3 separate regions of the Homo sapiens genome follow, and regions 1 and 2 are each linked to region 3. Evidence: chromatin loops called from intact Hi-C (ENCODE). Cell type or tissue: PC-3. All regions are shown on one strand. Links, peaks and the distances in the headings refer to the core of each region. The heading gives the core; the rest is flanking DNA.

The links. Hi-C counts contacts between places; a loop is a spot of excess contacts. Peaks named below come from ENCODE experiments on the same cell type or tissue, not always from the same donor. Only the 100,000 strongest peaks of a DNase experiment are listed, where the experiment ranks them.
Region 1: it touches region 3 in a loop (6-fold over the local background); 2 of 110 quality-filtered maps call a loop at or near these places.
Region 2: a loop joins it to region 3, with 5 times the contacts of the local background. A loop is called at or near these places in 4 of 110 quality-filtered maps.

Annotation. Positions count from the first base shown.
Region 1 is chr10:74,751,033-74,757,222 of GRCh38, forward strand. It overlaps LOC124902459 (a long non-coding RNA gene), which reads left to right. Exons shown (of 2, transcript XR_007062201.1): 1 at 1-407; 2 at 2,072-2,784. Among named protein-coding and RNA genes, the nearest start is that of KAT6B, 72 kb to the right of the region's middle. RefSeq lists an enhancer at 2,371-3,891. In PC-3, for the core only: a CTCF peak has its summit at 2,589; a DNase peak (open chromatin) is centred at 2,919; H3K4me3 peaks cover 789 bases; H3K27ac peaks cover 2,360 bases.
Region 2 is chr10:74,992,815-74,999,004 of GRCh38, forward strand. All of the region lies in intron 13 of KAT6B (lysine acetyltransferase 6B), which reads left to right. Among named protein-coding and RNA genes, the nearest start is that of SNORD172, 26 kb to the right of the region's middle. In PC-3, for the core only: no CTCF peak of the experiment used is centred there; no DNase peak of the experiment used is centred there; H3K27ac peaks cover 320 bases.
Region 3 is chr10:74,873,229-74,879,418 of GRCh38, forward strand. All of the region lies in intron 3 of KAT6B (lysine acetyltransferase 6B), which reads left to right. Among named protein-coding and RNA genes, the nearest start is that of KAT6B, 50 kb to the left of the region's middle. In PC-3, for the core only: no CTCF peak of the experiment used is centred there; a DNase peak (open chromatin) is centred at 2,853; H3K4me3 peaks cover 400 bases; H3K27ac peaks cover 1,505 bases.

The sequences.
Region 1 (6,190 bases), core at 680-5,679, 120 kb before region 3:
ACAAACCTAGGGGGTGGCTCGCTGCCCCACCCTCAGCCCTCTCCACATCTGAAATGCCATAGTGGGTGCTCAGACGGTGAGACCGAGGGGGGCCCCCCAGCTTTCGGAGATACCCCCATGTGCTTTCACAGTCAACCAATGCTTTCTCTCCAGAGGCTTCACTTCTGCACTAATGCTGCAGGTGTAGCTCTCACACCTGAAACGACACACAGAGGTTATCACTTTCCTTTCCCCAAAGAGACTTCTAGCACATGGAATCATGGAAAGTGAGGGTCAAAATGGACATGAAGTTCTTTGAGCCCAATCGTCTTCCAGTGATTCCCTCACTACTCCATCTTTCTGCCAAGCAGCCATCCTGTTCGAGCCTGAACACTCCAGTTTCCCGGGAACACACCGGCTCCCGCCAGGTATTCTTTCTGCTATTTCATCTGGGCACCTCCGAGCAGCTTCTCTACCCTGTGCCAAAGTCTGTCTTCCCTTCGTCTCTACTCTGTGCAATTAACGGATACTCTTCCTGGGAGCTACATAGCACACCTTGAATACCGTCTATGTGGAAGCCAAACAATTGCTTTATAATTCTATTGATATAGCCTGCAGTCACAGCTTTTTTTTTTTTTTTTTTTTTGAGATGGAGTCTTACTCTGTTGCCCAGGCTGGAGTACAGTGGTGCCATCTTGGCTCACTGCAACCTCTGCCTCCCGGGTTCAGGTGATTCTCCTGCCTCAGCCTCTTGAGTAGCTGGGACTACAGTCACGCGCCACCATGCCTGGCTAATTTTTGTATTTTTAGTAGAGACAGGGTTTCACCATGTTGGCCGGGCTGGCCTCGAACTCCTGACCTCATGTGTCCTCCCACCTCGGCCTCCCAAAGTGCCAGTCACAGCTTTTTTTTGATATTCATATAACACTGTTGATTCATATTGAGATTTTCATCAACCAAAAGTTAAGTGTTTGTTTCCTTTTCTTTTTTCTTTTTTTTTTTTGGCATCACATTAGTATTAAGCCGTACCCCTGTGTCCACACTAGTACAGTGTGGTGATTTCATGGACCATTACAAGATTTTGCATTATTCCTATTAAACTTTCACTAGATGCTCATCAATTGACCGGATCTTCCTGGGTCTTGTTGCTGTGATCCATCTGCTTTATCCCTCCCACCTTCACTTCACCTGTGAGTAGTCAGGGAAGCATGTGTTTTGCTTTATTTTTGTTTTGAGACAGAGTCTCGCTCTGTCACCCAGGCTGAAGTGCAATGGTGCAATCTCAGCCCACTGCAACCTCCGTCTCCAGGCTCAAGCAATTCTCCTGCCACAGCCTCCCAAGTAGCTGGGATTACAGGCACCTGCCACAATGCCCGGCTAATTTTTGTAGTTTTAGTAGAGATGGGGTTTCACTATGTTGGCCAGGCTGATCTCGAACTTCTGACCTCAGGTGATCTGCCTGCCTCAGCCTCCCAGCATGCTGGGGTTACAGGCGTGAGCCACCGTGCCTGGCCAGGGAAGCATGTGTTGATAGGGTCTCAACATCAAATACCTGTAGAAGCCAAGGAAGTAACGTAAGTGGAACCCCAGGGCTGGGTGGACAAGCCCAAGGGCTTCTTCAGCACCCTCTGGACACAGTCCTCCAACCCCTTACTAAACCACCTCCCCAGGTTGACATCCAGCCTCCCACTGCCCATCCTGCCCAGATACACTGGAGAGTGCTTTCTAGAGGAAGTGCTGCATCTCAGAAAGGGCTATAGTGGAGGGGAACAGAGCTCAGGCTCTGGAGTCAGACAATGCTGGGTTGTTGCCTTCCCTTTTCCATTCCCTGGCTGTGTGACATTGCACAAGTGCACTTACTTCTCTGTGCTTTGGTTTTTCTCATCTGTAAAATGGGGAAAATAATAATGTCTACTTCATAGGGTTGACGTAAGTATTTTACACAATCATTCATGTGGTGTATTTAGCTCAGGGCCTAGCACATAGAGATTACTTAATACAATTCACCTATACTGATTATTTTTGTGGTTACTATTATCATTGCTACAATGATTATTAGGAATCACACTGTTATCTCTGACATCTCCTACAGATGGTGGCAGCAGGACAATGGAAACAACCCGGTGAGTACAAAAGAGATGCTCTTGAACACACACCCAACCCTCTTCCTTCATTCACACCCCCCGGCCTGATATCGGCAGCACATCGCTATGCTCCTCTTGGAGAAAACTCCTCTCGCGTTGAGAGTGGAAACACCAGCTTGCCTTCGTGTGACATGGAGCGGGTCATGCCACTCCTCTCCTCAAAAACTTTCAGTGAGGTCCCTTGTATCTTACAGAACAAAGTCCAAACTCTATCCTGTCATTGAAGAGTCCTCTCCCAGGTGGCCGTGCCACATCTCCAGCTTGTCTCTCAGGAGACCTTCTCCAGGGCCCTGCCTGTCCACACATAGGACTCACCACTCCCTGGGCGAGCCTGGGCCCTTCCCCACCCATCCTGTGCTTTGATTCCCCAGGGGCGGTGCCCTTGCCGGACTCTTCATGGACTAAATCCCACTCGTCCTGCAAAACCTGGCAAAATTCAAGGCCACTGGAGGAGCTCTTCCTTTGAGACTCTCCAGCAGGACTTGCCGCCTCTGCGCGGGGTGTGTAGCAAGCCCTGCTTGCCATTGCCACTCCGTTGCTGCAGAACGAGTGGGATTTGGTCTCTTTCGTGACTTCCCCAACACACACACCCCACCCCCACCACATAGCACAAGGCTGAGAACACTGGGAACGCTCAATAAAGAAATATTTTTGGCCTGAATGAATGGCCTGAAGGACTGCTCCTTTCAACAATTATGGCCCAATAAATTATACCGACATTGCCTCCTGGAGGGAAAGGCCACACCAAGGCCCCCACAGATGGGGAAACTGCTCTGTCTGCCAAAACCCAGATGCAGGGCAGCCTTGGCCCTGCTTGGCTGTCTACCTGAATCTGGGTTTAACAACTTGGCCTGCAGTTTTACAGCCTGAATCACCAGGCTCAGCACAACAGCATGAGTTCTTTGTCCGCATGCTGCTGCCAGGTGTTGAAGGAACGGGCTGCAGTGACTTACCCGGCTCAAGGAGACCTGCAGGCGGGGCAGACGGGTGCCTGCACCCCAGGCTGGGAGGCCAGGGGACTTGTCTGCAAAAGAAACCCTTGTCTGGACCCTAAACAGAAAAAAAGAGGTGATGAAAGTTTACATGAGGACCCGGCTCTGGGTGCTGCAGGGGGATGCGTGCTAGCTTGGAGGTTGGGGGTAGGGGCTGTGGAACATGGAGTGACCTTCAGGTCACTGAACAAAGCTTAGAGGGCCCAGACTCAGTCAGATTTTATTTCTATAGCTGTAATAGTTGTGTGGTCCTAGGAAGCATGCAGGAAGCCATCAAATTTAAGCTTTTAGAGCTGGGGTTACATATCTTAAGAGCCGAAGAAATGCAGTATCCAAACAAGTGATATAAGGCATGAAGACTCGTGCAAGGAGAGGTTAGAAGGGTCTCTGGCTGTATGAGCGTTCCTTTCTTGGGTTATGAAGTCATTGATTCAGCATCTATAAATAGAGCTCACGGCAATGGCGTGCTGGTTACGGTTTAACCACCAGTTCTTCCAAGAAAAAGCCCTGACTTGAGGCATTTGCAGATTTCTGTGGTGTAAATACACCCACCATGGCCAATTTCAAACTACCCAGAAGGTAGGCCCAGAATGTAGAGCTGGGAAGAGATTGCACAGCCAGCTCCCGTACACACTGATTCCCAGCAGCCTGTCAGCGTCACCAGCAAGAATCCTACCAGTAGCCCACTTCTTCAGTAGTTTTGCAACCTCAAGCAGTGCAAGTCAATGAGGCAACCTCAAAAATAATATGAGACGATAACCCCCAAAATTGTGTGAGATAAGATAATAATTCCCTTACTGGGTAAGCATTTTTCAAACTGGCTATTATTTATTTTATTTTTTATTTTTATGTTTTATAGAGTAGAGGTCTCACTACATTGTCCAAGCTAGTCTCAGACTCCAGGGCTTAAATAATCCTCCTGCCTCAGCCTCCCACAGTGTTGGGATTACAGGCATAAGCCACCATGCCCTATTTATTTATTTATTTTAATTTGTTCAGACAGGGTCTTGCTCTGTGTCCCAGGCTGGAGTGCAGTGATGCAGTCATAGCTCACTGCAGCCTCAAACTCCTGAGCTCAAGGGATTCTACCTCATCAGCCTCTGGAGAAGCAGGGATTACAGGCTTATGCCAACAGGCCCAGCTAGTTTTTTATTTTTTGTGGAGATGTAATCTTACTACATTGACCAGGCTGGTCTTGAACCCCTGGCCTCAATCAATCCTCTCGCCTCGGCCTCTCAGAGTGCTGAGATTATAGGCATGAATCACTGCGCCCGACCCACAGTCCTTTTGCAGATATTCACCAACATGCACAGAGCGGCAAAAAATTTGAGTCAACCGACAAGCACATTTCTAGCAGAGGCTGAACAAGGCAACGCTCTGACTTCCTGTTTCAACTGTCATTTTGTGAAGAAATGTCCTTTTCACAGTCCATTTAGTGCCAGGTTTTTCATATTTTTGTCCTTTTTCTTGGGGATGGTGCTGTGTAAAATGGTCCCCACGTGCACGGCTGAAGTGCTGTCTAGCGATCCTAAGTGCAGAAAGACTGTGATGCACCTTCCGGAGAAAATACATGTGTTAGATGAACTTTGTTCAGGCAAGAGCTATAGTGCGGTTGACTTAATTCAATGTTAATGAATCAACAATATTTATTAATAAGGCATCTTTAAACAGAACTACACAGCTGGGAGCAGTGGCTTATGCCGGTAATGCCAGCACTTTGGGAGGCCAAGGCAAGAGGATTACTGTAGCCCAGGAGTTCGGGACCAGCCTGGGCAACATAAAGACTCCATCGCTACAAAAAAAATTTAAAAATTAGCTGGGTATGGTGGTGCACACCTGTGGTCCCAGCTACTCAGGAGGCTGAGGTGGGAGAATCATTTGAGCCTGGGAGGTTGAGGCAGCAGTGAGCCATAATTGCGCCACCACTGCATTCTAGCCTGGGCAGAGCAAGACCCCACTTCTCCAAAAATAAAACAAAATAAAAGAAAACCCAAAAAATCATAAATGCACGTAAAATAAAGTCATATATTAATCAGTTGACAAAACTCTTGTGACCAGAGACTCTCAGGAAGCTAACCCTGTATCTCCCCTAGGCGCAATGGTTCAGTATTCACTAATTCAGTGTCTGTGGTGACCTTATCAAATGCAGTTGCTATGAGTAATGGAAATCTACTGTATCTGCAGGAGAGTGAGGAACTGCCACGGCCCAGCCCAGAGTGTCAGATCCCAAGCAGGGTAAAGAGGGGAGGAGAGGATCCATGCGGCAGTGGTTCAGAGTACGGAGTCAGAGTGCATACAGGGAAAAGCCAGTGGCAGCTCAGGTGGGAGATTCATCACACACATAGGTGGTGATGAAATAAGTAAACATGGCCCGGTACGGTGGCTCACGCCTGTAACTCCAGCACTTTGGGAAGCCAAGGCGGGCAGGTCACCTGAGGTCAGGAGTTCAAGACCAGCCTGACCAACATGGTGAAACCCCGTCTCTACTAGAAATACAAAAATTAGCCTGGCGTGGTGGGGTGCACCTGTAATCCCAGCTACTCAGGAGGCTAAGGCAGGAGAACTGCTTGAACCCAGGAGGTGGAGGTTGTGGTAAGCCAAGATCACGCCATTGCACTCCAGGGGCAACAACAGCAAAACTCTGTCCCCCGCCAAAAAAAAGAAAAATAAAAGAAAAAGGAAAGAAAAAACGAAATAAGTAAACATATTGAGGGCAATGGAAGCCAGGGTGCTCTCTGTTTCTGTCACTGAGGGGACCCAGGAGCAGCATCACTCCAACAACAATGGGCCCCCTGGAGCACAGGTCTTGGCCTTAAATACTATTTTCCACAGCTCCTTGGAGAAATGGATGCTTCCAGGGTTAAGGCAGGCAAAGTGCAATATAAACCTGAAACATCTTATTTTTCCAGAAAGCACACAATTACTCAAAAACAAAAAAAATTATGGAGGCATGTCAAAAGGAACAAGCCAAGCTGGGTTCGGTGGCTGACACCTGTAATCCCAGCACTTTGAGAGGCTGAGGCGGGCAAATCACTTGAGGTCAGGAGTTGAAGACCAGCCTGGCCAACATGGTGA
Region 2 (6,190 bases), core at 357-5,356, 120 kb after region 3:
CATTTGCAGAGTTTGGCCAGAGTGAGTAAAGGGCACCAACTCCCAATCTGGTTATAAACTCCCTAGTGGGTTTTATGACTCTTTGCCCACAATTGGAATGGGTGGAGGAGAGAGTGACTATCGTGGATTGGTTGAGAACGCATTCCTTCCTCTTGGATTCTAGGATTCCCTTTCTCAGTCAGAAAATTTGAAAGTCTTCCCCATCTCTGTCTGTAAAGTCTTTCTATCTCTCTCTCCCTCCGTCCCCACCAGACATCTCAGAACTTCAGAGAACTCCCTTGCCCACAAAACATTTGCAGTTCCTACTTCAGAGCCTCACACCGTCAAGGCAAGGAGCTCTTCTTCTCCCAGCCACTGCTGAGCACTGGGGGCCCAGAGTGCTCCCTCCCAAGCCCTGGACTGCTTCTGCTGCTGGGGCTGCCCAGCAATGCCTTATCCATCTCACTATTTTTTTCTTTAATTTTGAAATAATTTCAGACTTAGAGAAAAGCTCTAAGAATAATACCAAAATTTCCCGTACATTGTTGCACATGTTCACATTTTATCACATCTGTTTTCTGCTCTATTATTCTCAATCTCTCCCTTTGTTTCTCTTCTCTCTCATATTTTCTTTTCAGAATCATTTGAGAGTAAGTTGAAGATGTGTTGCACCTTTACCCCTAAATATTGCAGTTTTTCTACAAAGATGCTCTCATATATAGCCACAATACAAATTATTAAAATCAAGATATTAAAGTAATTTATGCACATTTGTTCAAATTTTAAATTTTGCGAGATTATACTGATGTTCTTTCTGGAGGAAAAGAAAAATCTCCTACTCCAGGATCACATGGAGTATGTAATTATGTCCCTGGGGCCTCCTTTAATCTGGAATAGTACCTGCTTTTTTGTTTTGTTTTGCTTTGCTTCGTGTTTTCCATGATTTTGATATTTTTTAAGCATACAGGCCATTTATTTTGTATGGTGTGCCTCAATTTGGGCTTATCTGATGTTTCCTCATGATTAGATTTAGGCTGTACATTTTTTGGCAGGAATACCATAGAAGTGACCGTATGTCCTTCCCAGTGCATTTCATCAGGATCATATGATAATACATTTGTCTCATCACTGGGTTAAGGTGGTAACTGCCAGGCTTCTTCACTGTGAAATTACCATTTTTCGCTTTGTAATCAGTAAGCATCTGGTGAGAAGATACTTTGGGATTATATAAATATCAATTCTCATCCAATTTTCACCTCCTAGTTTTACCATTCACTTATGGCTCTTATCTAAAATAATTATTACTATGATAATTACCAAATGGTAATTTTCTAATTCCATTCTTTCTACAACTTACTAATTGGCATTCTAGAAGGAAGAATTATTTCTTCTTCCCCATTTATTTAATTTTTTTGTATAATTGTGGGTTTTAATTTTATTCTATAGGTTATAACCTGTCATTACCATGATTGATTTTGATGTTCCCCAAACATCAAATTGTCCCAGATTTATTTATCAGCAAATGTTTCAAGTGGGTTCTTGTGCCTTTTCCACATGCTTCCATCCTGTGGATTCTTCCTTCCTTTCTGCCACAGCATGATGTTCCAGGTTTAGCTTATCCTTTTCTTAAGCCAGCCCTGGAATCATCCATTTCTCCCAAGCCTTGGTTCCTTATGGTGGAGAACAGTAGTTAGGAACCAGGATCTGGGCTGGGTGAGGTGGCTCATGCCTGTAATCCCAGCACTTTGGGAGGCCGAGACAGGCGGATCTCTTGAGGCCAGGAGTTCAAGACCAGCCTGGCCAACACGGTGAAACCCTGTCTCTACAAAAAAAAAACACAAAAATGAGCCGGGCTTGGTGGCAGGCGCCTGTAGTCCCAGCTACTTGGGAGGCTGAGGCAGAGAATTGCTTGAACCCGGGAGGTGGAGGTTGCAGTGAGCTGAGATTGCACCGAGCTGAGATTGCACCACTGCACTCCAGTCTGGGTGAAAAAGCAAGACTTCATCTGTTAAAAAAAAAAAAAAAAATGGAGGAAACCAAGTTCTGATCACTTAAATGTGCCCATTGCTGCTTGGGTGTCACTGCTTCTAGCCCTCTCAGAGGACAGAGCTAGGATAGCATGCATATTTATATCCATGTATGTGCACATATACATATGGGTGTTATAAACACATATGCGTGTACACACACACTCCCTTCATGAGTTCAGACCATTCCAGATCTGCGCCACCATACGGTTGTATTCTGTCTTTCCCTCTTCCCATGTAATTCCTTTCTCTGACAGTGAGAACCCTGACTTCCATTACCCACAATATACTTATGTGCTACACCCTAGAATACACAGTAAGTAGTTTCAGAATTACTAACTCATGCCATTGTGAAAAACAAACCTCTTAAGTGGAGGTCAATATTTATATATGGTTCCTTTTGGCTTTACCCCAAGTGTATTTAGTCAAAACACTGTGTTTAAATGTTACTAGAGTTAGTTTTTCTCCCCCTTCAGTGTTACTGTAGTATTCATTGGAATACAATTAGGCTTATTTGTTTCTGTTTGTTTTTTATTTTATACTTGTTACCTTTTTAAATTAGAATGTAAAACATTAACATGATTTTAAAAATGGAAACTGTATTAAAGGGTATTCTCAGTGAATGTGCCCTCTCTACCCATTCCCATTCCCTCATCCTTTCCTGCAGGTCTCCAATCTCATTAGCTTGTAGTTTATCCTTCCTGTTTCTTTGTGTACAAATGAGCAGATAGATGTGCATTTTTCTAATTTCTCCTCCTTTCTAACACAAAATGTAGCATACTATAGGTAGTCTTTTGCATTTTGATTTTTCCAGTATATCCTGGAAATGACTTCATAGAGATTTCTTTTCTTTGACAGCTGCACTCTACTCCGTTGCATGCATGTATACAGTTTGCTTACCTGCTTTCCTATGTATGGGTTTATAGGTTGTTTCCAATATTTTGCAGTTTAAAAAGTAGTGTCATGAGTAATCTTGGGCATATTTTGACTGATAGATACTTAGGTAGCAGTTATTGTATATTAGATATCCTTTCAGTTGTTAGGACTCTGTTTGGCTAGGTAATAAGTGAGCAGATAATGAATTGTCTTTTACTCGGGCCTGCAGAGCCAGAACCCTGGCTGATGGGCAGGATACAAAACCCGTTCTCCTGGGCTCTGACCCAGGAGAGACCGAGGGAACACCAACTGATTCAGCAGTAGGTGAGAGAACCAAGTGCCAGATGGTGGTGAGGGAGGTGGCACCATCACTCACATGTGTGTTTGTGTATATGCATTTATCTGATGCCAAACTGGAGGATAAAGGAAGATGCGAAGAGTCATGTCCTTCATTTTTTACCTCTTTACTTTAACCTTATTGATTGGGATACCACACTCTACATTCTGCTAAACATCAGCAACCAAAAGGGAAGAAGACATAGCTCTTGCTGGGCTGTCAAGTTCACTGACAAATCAACAAATGTTGCATAGTATTTTGGACAGTATGCCTTGAGAGCTCATAAGAAGTTGAAATGAAAACATTCTAGGCAGAGGGGAGCAGCATATTCACAAGCATGACTGCGTGAGGAAGCATGTTACATACCTGGGTAACTACAGCAGAAACTCCAGGTAGATTAAAGACTTGATTACCAAAAAACAGACACACAGAAACACTTAAAAAGCTAGAGGAGAGGTGGGGTGCGGTGGCTCACGCCTGTAATCCCAGCACTGTGGGAGGCCGAGGCAGGCAGATCACGAGGTCAGGAGATCGAGACCATCCTGGCTAACATGGTGAAACCCCGTCTCTACTAAAAATGCAAAAATTAGCTGGGTGTGGTGGCACACACCTGTAGTCCCAGCTACTCGGGAGGCTGAGGCAGGAGAATCACTTGAACCTGGGAGGCGGAGCTTGCAGTGAGCTGAGATCGCACCACTGCACTCCAGCCTGGGCGACAGAGCGAGACTCGGTCTCAAAAAAAAAAAAAAAAAAAAAGCTAGAGGAGAGATTATGTATAATTATTTATCTGATCTTTGGATGGTCAAGGACATCATAACCATCAAAGCAATGAAAGAATATGCAGATAGACTTGACTATATAAAAATATAGAACTTCTATCTAGTAAAAAGTATTAATATTTAAAGCAAACATAATGAGAAAGATGTTTGATGTTTACAACATATGTGCTAGGCAAAGTTTAATATCTATAGTGTTTAAATAAATATATATATACTTTTAAGTTTGGTAGCATTAAAACAAAAACCCTAATAGAGAAATGGGCAGAGGATCAGCTATGGTGGCTCATACCTGTAATCCCAGCACTCTGGCAGGCCGAGACAGGAGACTCACTTGAGCCCAGGAGTTCAACACCAGCCTGGGCAACACAAGGAGACCATCTCTCTCTCTTTCTCTCTCTCTCTCTCCCCCTGTTCTCCCCACCCCCCCATTCCCCTCCTTCTCTCGTCTCTCAATAAATACATAAACAAATAGGCAGAGGACAGGAACACAGAATGTACAGAAAAGGAAAATCACTGGTGGCCACGACATTGCTGACATTTACTGAGTGAGTAACATGTGCCAACCCCTTTCCTAAGAGTCCTGCATTTATTGATTGATTCATTCAGTCCTCACGGCAACAGTTGAGATATGTGCTTTTAGCCCCATTCTATGGGTGTTGAAATTGAGGCACAGTTACACAAATAAGTTGCACAGCTGCAAATTGAACCCAAGCACTTTAACTGTTAGCCACTCCACTCCGAAGTCTCTTAGGTATAATGGCTAATTCAAATATGAAAAAAAAATTGTTGGTGGTTTAAAAATGCAAATTTAGTAACTGCAAGATTACAATTTTTTGCCTACCACACTAACAAAGAGTTTACAACTTACCCAAATCTAACTAAGCTGGTGGAAAATGGACACCTTATTTACACTGAAGAAAGTGTATATTGGTAGGCATTTTCTGGAACTTTGACAGTGTGTATCAAAAACATCTAATGGTTTTTTTTTTTAATAAAATTTTATGTATTTAAAAACTAGGCTGGGGACAGTGGCTCACGCCTGTAATCCCAGCACTTTGGGAAGCCAAGGCAAGCAGATCACCTGAGGTCAGGAGTTCGAGACCAGCCTGGCCAACATGACGAAACCCTGTCTCTACTAAAAATACAGAAAATAGCCGGGCGTGGTGATGGGTGCCTGTAATCCCAGCTACTCGGGAGGCTAAGGCAGGAGAATCACTTGAACCTGAGCGGCGGAGGTTGCAGTGAGCTGAGATTGTGCCATTGCACTCCAACCAGGTGACAGAGTGAGACTCCATCTCAAAAAGTAATACATAAAACAAAAAATAGAGACAGGGTCTTGCTATGTTGCCCAGGCTGGTCTCAAATTATGGAGCTCAAGCATTTCTCCTGCCTTGGCCTCCCAAGTGTGGGATTCAGGTGTGAGCCACCGTGCCCAGCCTCCAATGGTTATTTTCTAAAGGAATTCATTCTAGGGAAATCAGCATATTTTAATCAACAAACATTATTTTCATAGTTAATATAGCAACATTATTTTGTTTCATATTATTATGTTTTAAATAGTGGACTTCTCTTTTTGCCTCCCTCCCCCAGCCCCTGATTATAGCAATATGGACTCATAGTAGAAAGTTAAAAAAAAAGGTGTAATTAATAGAAGAAAATGTCACCCAGAGAGTTAATGTTTTGGTATATTTGTCCTTCACACTCATTATTTACAACAGGTAAAAAACTAAAACAGACTTGATATTTCAAAGGCAAGAGAGAACCATTCCCACGAGAAAGTTATGGCACATCCATATAATGGAATATTATTAGCTGCTGAGAATTATGTTCTGACCAGGTGCAGTGGCTCATGCCTGTAATCTTTGGGAGACTGAGGCAGGAGGATCACATGAGCCCAGGAGTTCGAGGCCAGCCTGGGCAACATAGTAAGACCCCATCTCTACAAAAATAAATAAATGAAATTAGCTGGGCCTGGTAGCTTGTGACTGTAATTCCAGTTACTCAGGAGGCTGAGTCCTCCATTAAGGATGGCTTGATCCCAGGAGGTCAAGGCTTCAGTGAACTATGATTGCACCACTGCACTCCAACCTGGGCAATAGAACCAGACCCTGTTTCTTAAAAAAAATTATCTGGGAATTTGTAATGCTTGTGATAAGCAAGTGGCTTTCAAAATTATATATGTAATATGTTCT
Region 3 (6,190 bases), core at 745-5,744:
GGTGGAAGTATCGCTTGAGGCCAGGAATTGGAGACCAGCCTGGGCAACATAGAGAGATCCCATCTCTACAAAAAATGAAAAAAAAAAAAAGCCAGATGTGATGGCATGTGCCTGTGGTTCCAGCTGCTCAGGAGGCTGAGGCAGGAGGATCGCTTGAGCCCAGGAATACAAGGCTGCAGTGAGCTATGATCATGCCACTGCACTTTAGTCTGAGCAGCAGCAAAATAAATAAATAAATAAATAAATAAATAAAATAAAACTTTTTAAAGGTCACCGAGGCTGCTGTGTGGCCAGGGGAGCTATAGAGGAGCAAGGGTAGAGGAGGGCAAGCCTGGGAGGAGGCCTTTGTGAGGATGGAGGCATAGACTGGGGTTTTGACAGTGGGGATGGAGAGATGAGGACAGATCTGAAATATGTTTTGAAGAACATATTTAACAGAACTTGCTCATGGATTGGAAGAGATTTTAGGGGAGAGAGAGGGAGGTAGATGTTCCCCACTTGGTGCACCCTGATGGTTGCAGACTGAATTCCAATAGAATCTTCTCCCCAAGGTCTTTTTATTCCCTCTCTCTTTTCCTCAATTCAGCCACTCTATGAGTAGTTAATACAGGTATTTATTTCACAGATGAGGTGAGACTCAGGGAGATGAAATGACTCATTTAGAGTTATCAGGTGCAGACAGAAATTTTACTCTACCCAGAAAACCAAAATATAGGCATGAAATCAGTGTTCTTCAAACTGAATTGTCTCTCATTAATTGATTGTGAAATCAACATAATGAGTTCCTATCAGCATTAAAGAAAAAAAAAAGAGAAACAGAATAAAAATATAGCATGCCTTGTGTAAAAGGGTAAGTAATGTTTCATGAAACTTCTATTTTAGTTTAATATTCACATATGTGTATAGTAGGTCATGATGTGAACGTATTTCTTACTTGAAGTTATGAAAAATTGGAAAGGCACATACAGGATCATTGTAGAAGGAACTTATGTTATCACAGAGGTCCTGTAGTCCCCATGGGAATAAGAAAGCAAAAGACAAATTCACTTGGGTGGTTACTGTAGGTTGTCATATGTTGTTTATTTCTTCAGTGACTGATAGGCTGTAAGTCTGTCAGTTTCTTAGTTGTTTTCTTAGTTGATTTTTCTTTTCTTTTCTTTTCTTTTTCCGAGACAGAGTCTTGCTCTGTCGCTCAGGCTGGAGTGCAGTGGCGCAATCTCGGCACACTGCAACCTCTGCCTCCTAGTTCAAGGGATTCTCCTGCCTCAGTCTCCCGAGTAGCCAGGATTACAGCCATGCGCCACCACACCCAGCTAATTTTTTGTAGTTTTAGTAGAGACAGGGTTTCTACCATGTTGGCCAGGCTGGTCTCAAACTCCTGACCTCAAGTGATCCACCTGCCTCGGCCTCCCAAAGTGCTGGGATTATAAGCGTGAGCCACCATGCCCAGCCTTTCTTAGTTGATTTCATAGTCATCCTGTACTTCCAGTCTTGCCATTAGCAAATATTGAGTACTTGCTGTGTGCAGGGTTAGAAGTTACTTCTTTGTGTGAGATCTATGTTTTGTGTGTGGGTGGTGTGTGTGGGGTGTGTGTGTGTGTGTATGTGTGTGTGTGTTTGTGTGTTTAAAAGTAGACTTTTTTTTGAAGAGCAATTTTAGATTTACAGCAAAATTGAGTGGAAGGGGCAGAGATTTCTCATGTACTCCCTACCCCTACACATGCACAATTTTCCCCATTATCAACCTCCCCCACCAGAATGGTTGTTACATCTGATGACACATTGTAATTGCACAGCCTTATCACCCAAAGCCCATAGTTTACATTAGGGTTTACTCCTGGTGTTGTATATTCTATGGGTGTGAGATACATGTTTAAAAATATTTTGTATTAGATAAATTGGGGATAATAGTCATTTCAAGAACAAAATGTTGGATAAATTAAATTAGCTAATAAACACAGAGTGCTTTAAACATTCCTAGTGCAAAATAAGATCTTGTTGTTTGTGGTGGTGGTGGCTATTCAGGCTTAAGGTCTAGATTCCACTTAGTATGTAAGTAAATAATAGCAATCCTGGCTGTCATCTGTATGTGTAATGTAGTAATCAGTTTTGTTTAGCTAGTTCTTATGTGTAGCACATTAAAGCAATCTTGAATAGTGAGGGGACCTCATTACTAGATTACCATTAAATGGTAATGTTAAGTGACCCTGAAACCAAAGTAATGGAAAATTGTCTTCCTTTTTTTCTTTTTTTTTTTTTTTCCCTTGAGATGGAGTCTTGCACTGTCACCCAGGCTGGAGTGCAGTGGCTCATGGCAACCTCCACTTCTTGGGTTCACGAGATTCTCCTGCCTCAGCCACCCAAGTAGCTGGGATTACAGATGTACGCCACCACACCCGGCTAATTTTTGTATTTTTAGTAGAGATGAGGTTTCACCATGCCGGCCAGGCTGATCTCGAACTCCTGAGCTCAAGTGACCTGCCCACCTCAGCCTCCCAGAGTGCTGGGATTACAGGCATGAGCCACTGTGCCCAGCCTGTCTTCCTTTTTCTCAAACATTTAATTTGCTGTTTCTTGATCACATATCATCCTTCTTTCCTTTCAAGGTCAGGGGAGATAATTTTTTACTGTATGTACTGCTGCATCTTCACACAAATTATCATCTGAAAAGCCTTCTCAGATTTGACAAATGAAGTCTCTTTTCATTCCCAGGAGGAACTTGTTAAACCAATGAAGTTCAAAATTCTAATTCCTGTTCCTTTCTAGTGTGCACCACTTTATTCATCTTGAATAAACATACAACCTCAAGCATCCTACAAGGCAAATAGATTCCTTTTTAATTAGTGGCTCTATACACAGAGTTTTATCATCATGAAATTTATAAACCAGGAAGGGAACAAATATTTACACTTGCAACTTCATGTCAACATTGCCTACTATTTGAAGAGCTCTGAAATTGTAAATGTATCACCCCCTCCTTCTTCCCCCACTCCCCACCCCTGCCGGCTTTTAAACTATGGCAGTAGAAAAATAGGTTTCAACTTTCTAGGAGCACATCTCTCCTATGTGGGGAATGTGGCAGATTCTTTATATAAGTGCTCTTTCTTTGTGACTGGCATTACTTTTTTTTCTCACAAAGATTTGTTTCAGAAGCTAATCTTCATTTTTTTGGTTGTTGCTTTTTGTAGTACTATTTCTAAGGCATCTCCAAGTAGAAAGGCAAAATTTTATTTTGAGAAGTTACTGCTTTCATAGTTACACAGAATTATTTCTCAATTTAAGTAGGCCTTTTATTCCAGGACAAAATTAAGCCAGTCAGAAGGTTTCTGGGAGAAAAATAATGAAGAGCTGAGGTTTTGTATGTTAATGTGGGCAGTCTAATGCTTGATAAAAGAAAACTTTTGGCTGGGTGTGGTGGCTCATGCCTGTAATCCCAGCACTTTGGGAGGCCGAGGTGGTCGGATCACCTGAGGTCAGGAGTTTGACACCAGCCTGGCCAACATGGTGAAACTCCATCTCTACTAAAAATACAAAATTAGCTGGGCATGGTGGCGCATGCGTGTAGTCTCAGCTACTCGGGAGGCTGAGGCAGGAGAATCGCTTGAACCTGGGAGACTGAGGCTGCAGTGAGCTCAGATCGCACCATTGCACTCCAGCCTGAGTGACAGAGTGAGACTCCATCTCAAAAATAAAATAAATAAAATAAAGAAAACTTTTTTTTTGTTTGTTTGGCCCTTGTCAGGGACAGATTCCGTCTCAGAAAAGTCTCGCTCTGTTGCTCAGGCTGGAGCGCAATGGTGCAATCTCGGCTCACTGCAACCTCTACCTGCCGGTTCAAGCGATTCTCCTGCCTCAGCCTTCCCAGTAGCTGGGATTACAGGCATGCGCCACCACGCCTGGCTAATTTTTGTATTTTTAGTGGAGACAGGGTTTCACCATGTTGGCCAGGCTGGTGTCAAACTCCTGACCTCAGATAATCTGCCCACCTCCGTCTCCCAAAGTGCTGGGATTACAGGCATGAGCCACCACACCCAGCCAAGAAAACTTTTAAAGATGTGTAAATATGCAGTGATTTAAAAATCTCAGTTGAAGCTTGTTAAAATGTATCAAAATAATTTAGGAAAAGGGGGGCTGATTTTGCCAAAATTTGGGAGATGCATACTTTTTTTCAAGGCTTTACTGCAGTTTTAAAAAATATTTTATTGTTTTGTAGGCAGCTTCTGAACCAGAGTAGGCTCAGAGACTCCCTTTATTGCAGTTTTGATGCTGCAGAAAGTGACTGCTTAATTTCAGCTGTTGAGGATGTTGGTTATACTATGCCTGGATCAAAAAAATGATTTTACATTGCTTAGTTTGTTAAAATATGTTTAATAGGTTAATCTTTTTTTCAAAGCATCAAAAATAATTAAGATGAAATATCAGATAAACCCTATGTCTAGAATGAATAATTTAGTTCTAAACATCCTGGATGCTAAGGAGAAAAGAACAAGATGTTGGTTTATAAAATTCTTATTGTCAAATAAAGAAGCATAGAAGTTTGAAGAAAGATAATTTTTTTGTTTTTATTTTTTCTCTCTGAATTTAGGAGTAATTTATGTTTGGGTTCTAATCCTATGTTATCATCAAAGAGTAATAACATTGGCAATCTTCCCTCCCATTCTGCTTCATCCTCCCCACTAAAGGGAAATACCAGATTGTAAAAGAAAAAAAAAAAGCATGCTGGTTGTATAAAAAGAAACATTTTAAACAAATAAGAAATATATATATTGAAATGCAGTCTCCCTGAATGATGCTAAACCCCTGTCCAAGTAGGCATTTCTCAGCCCACAGAAAGGGATGGCATTAAATCACAGCTCAATGGAGACATTTTTATGAGGAGCTGTGATGGTTTGTGTTTAGCAAACATGTATTGGGCATCTCAGATTTGCCTGTTAGGGATGCAACAGTGAGTGAGATACTATTTGTTCCCTTAAGAAACTCAAAGAGGAAAGGGGTTGACTTGTTCAGTCAGTGACTTATGAAATATTTCATACTCATTCATTTACAGAGTACTTTTTGTAGGTATAGTACAGCGTGGTCAGCCAGGGAGACTATAGTGGGTGCATTAGTAACTAACCATACAACTAATGCTAATGTTGCGGGCTGACTGGGTTTGGGGTGAACAAATGACCCCTAAAGCTCAGGAGTTCTAGACCAGCCTGGGCAACACAGTGAAACCCTGTCTCTACTAAAATACAAAAAATTAGCCGGGTATGGTAGCATGTGCCTGTAATCCCAGCTACTCGGGAGGCTGAGGCAGGAGAATCACTTGAACCCGGGAGGTGGAGGTTGCAGTGAGCCAAGATGGTGCCGCTGCACTCCAGTCTGGGTGACAGAGCAAGACTCCATCTCAAAAAAAAAAAAAAAAAAAAGACATTTGTTTTGGCTGGGGAAGGCTTTGCAGAGGGAGGTAACTTCTAGATTGAGATTTGAAGTCAGAGTCCATCCAGAAAGTAGGGAAGACATTTTATGTAGAGAAGTAACAAGCTACAGGGATCAGAGGTATGAACCAGGGTGCATGTTTGGGTTATGGTGAGTGGTGTCTGGCCAAACTGTGTGGCTCAGGGTCTTTCTGCTTCACCATCTTTAGCATAGAAGCCTTCCTTGTGCTCACTTGCTCATCTCATTCTCACAAAATAGCTGCTTCATATCTAGGCACCATCTCTCTATTCCCACAGGGGAAAGAGGGAAAGTGCCAAGGGTAACAGCGGAAACGTCTTCCTTTTTATTCAGGAAATGAGGGACTCCCCAAGGCTTCTGCTTATATTTCATTGGCTTGAGCTGAGCCGTACAACCATCACTAGTGGCAGGTAGTCTGGGATGTCAAGAAAGTAGCTTCCCAGTCTCTTTGGTTAGAAGGCAAAGGAGAAGATGGTGGGAATCGGTTTGCATCAGTCACTCTACACATTATCTGCTTTGTTAGGGCAGCATTATCTTAGTATTGTTACCAAGTTCAGGGTCTTTTCTGGGGTGATCAAGCATCCTGGGTCGCCTGGGACCAAGTGGTTTTCTGGGTTGTAGGACTTTGAGTGCTATAGCCTGGAAAGCCCTAGGAAAACCAGGATGGTTGGCCATCCTAGTCTTTCCCCATATCCTCTGTTGTCCAAAAATATGGAAGCAGGTCATTTCTTGACATAGGAGCTGCCTTGAC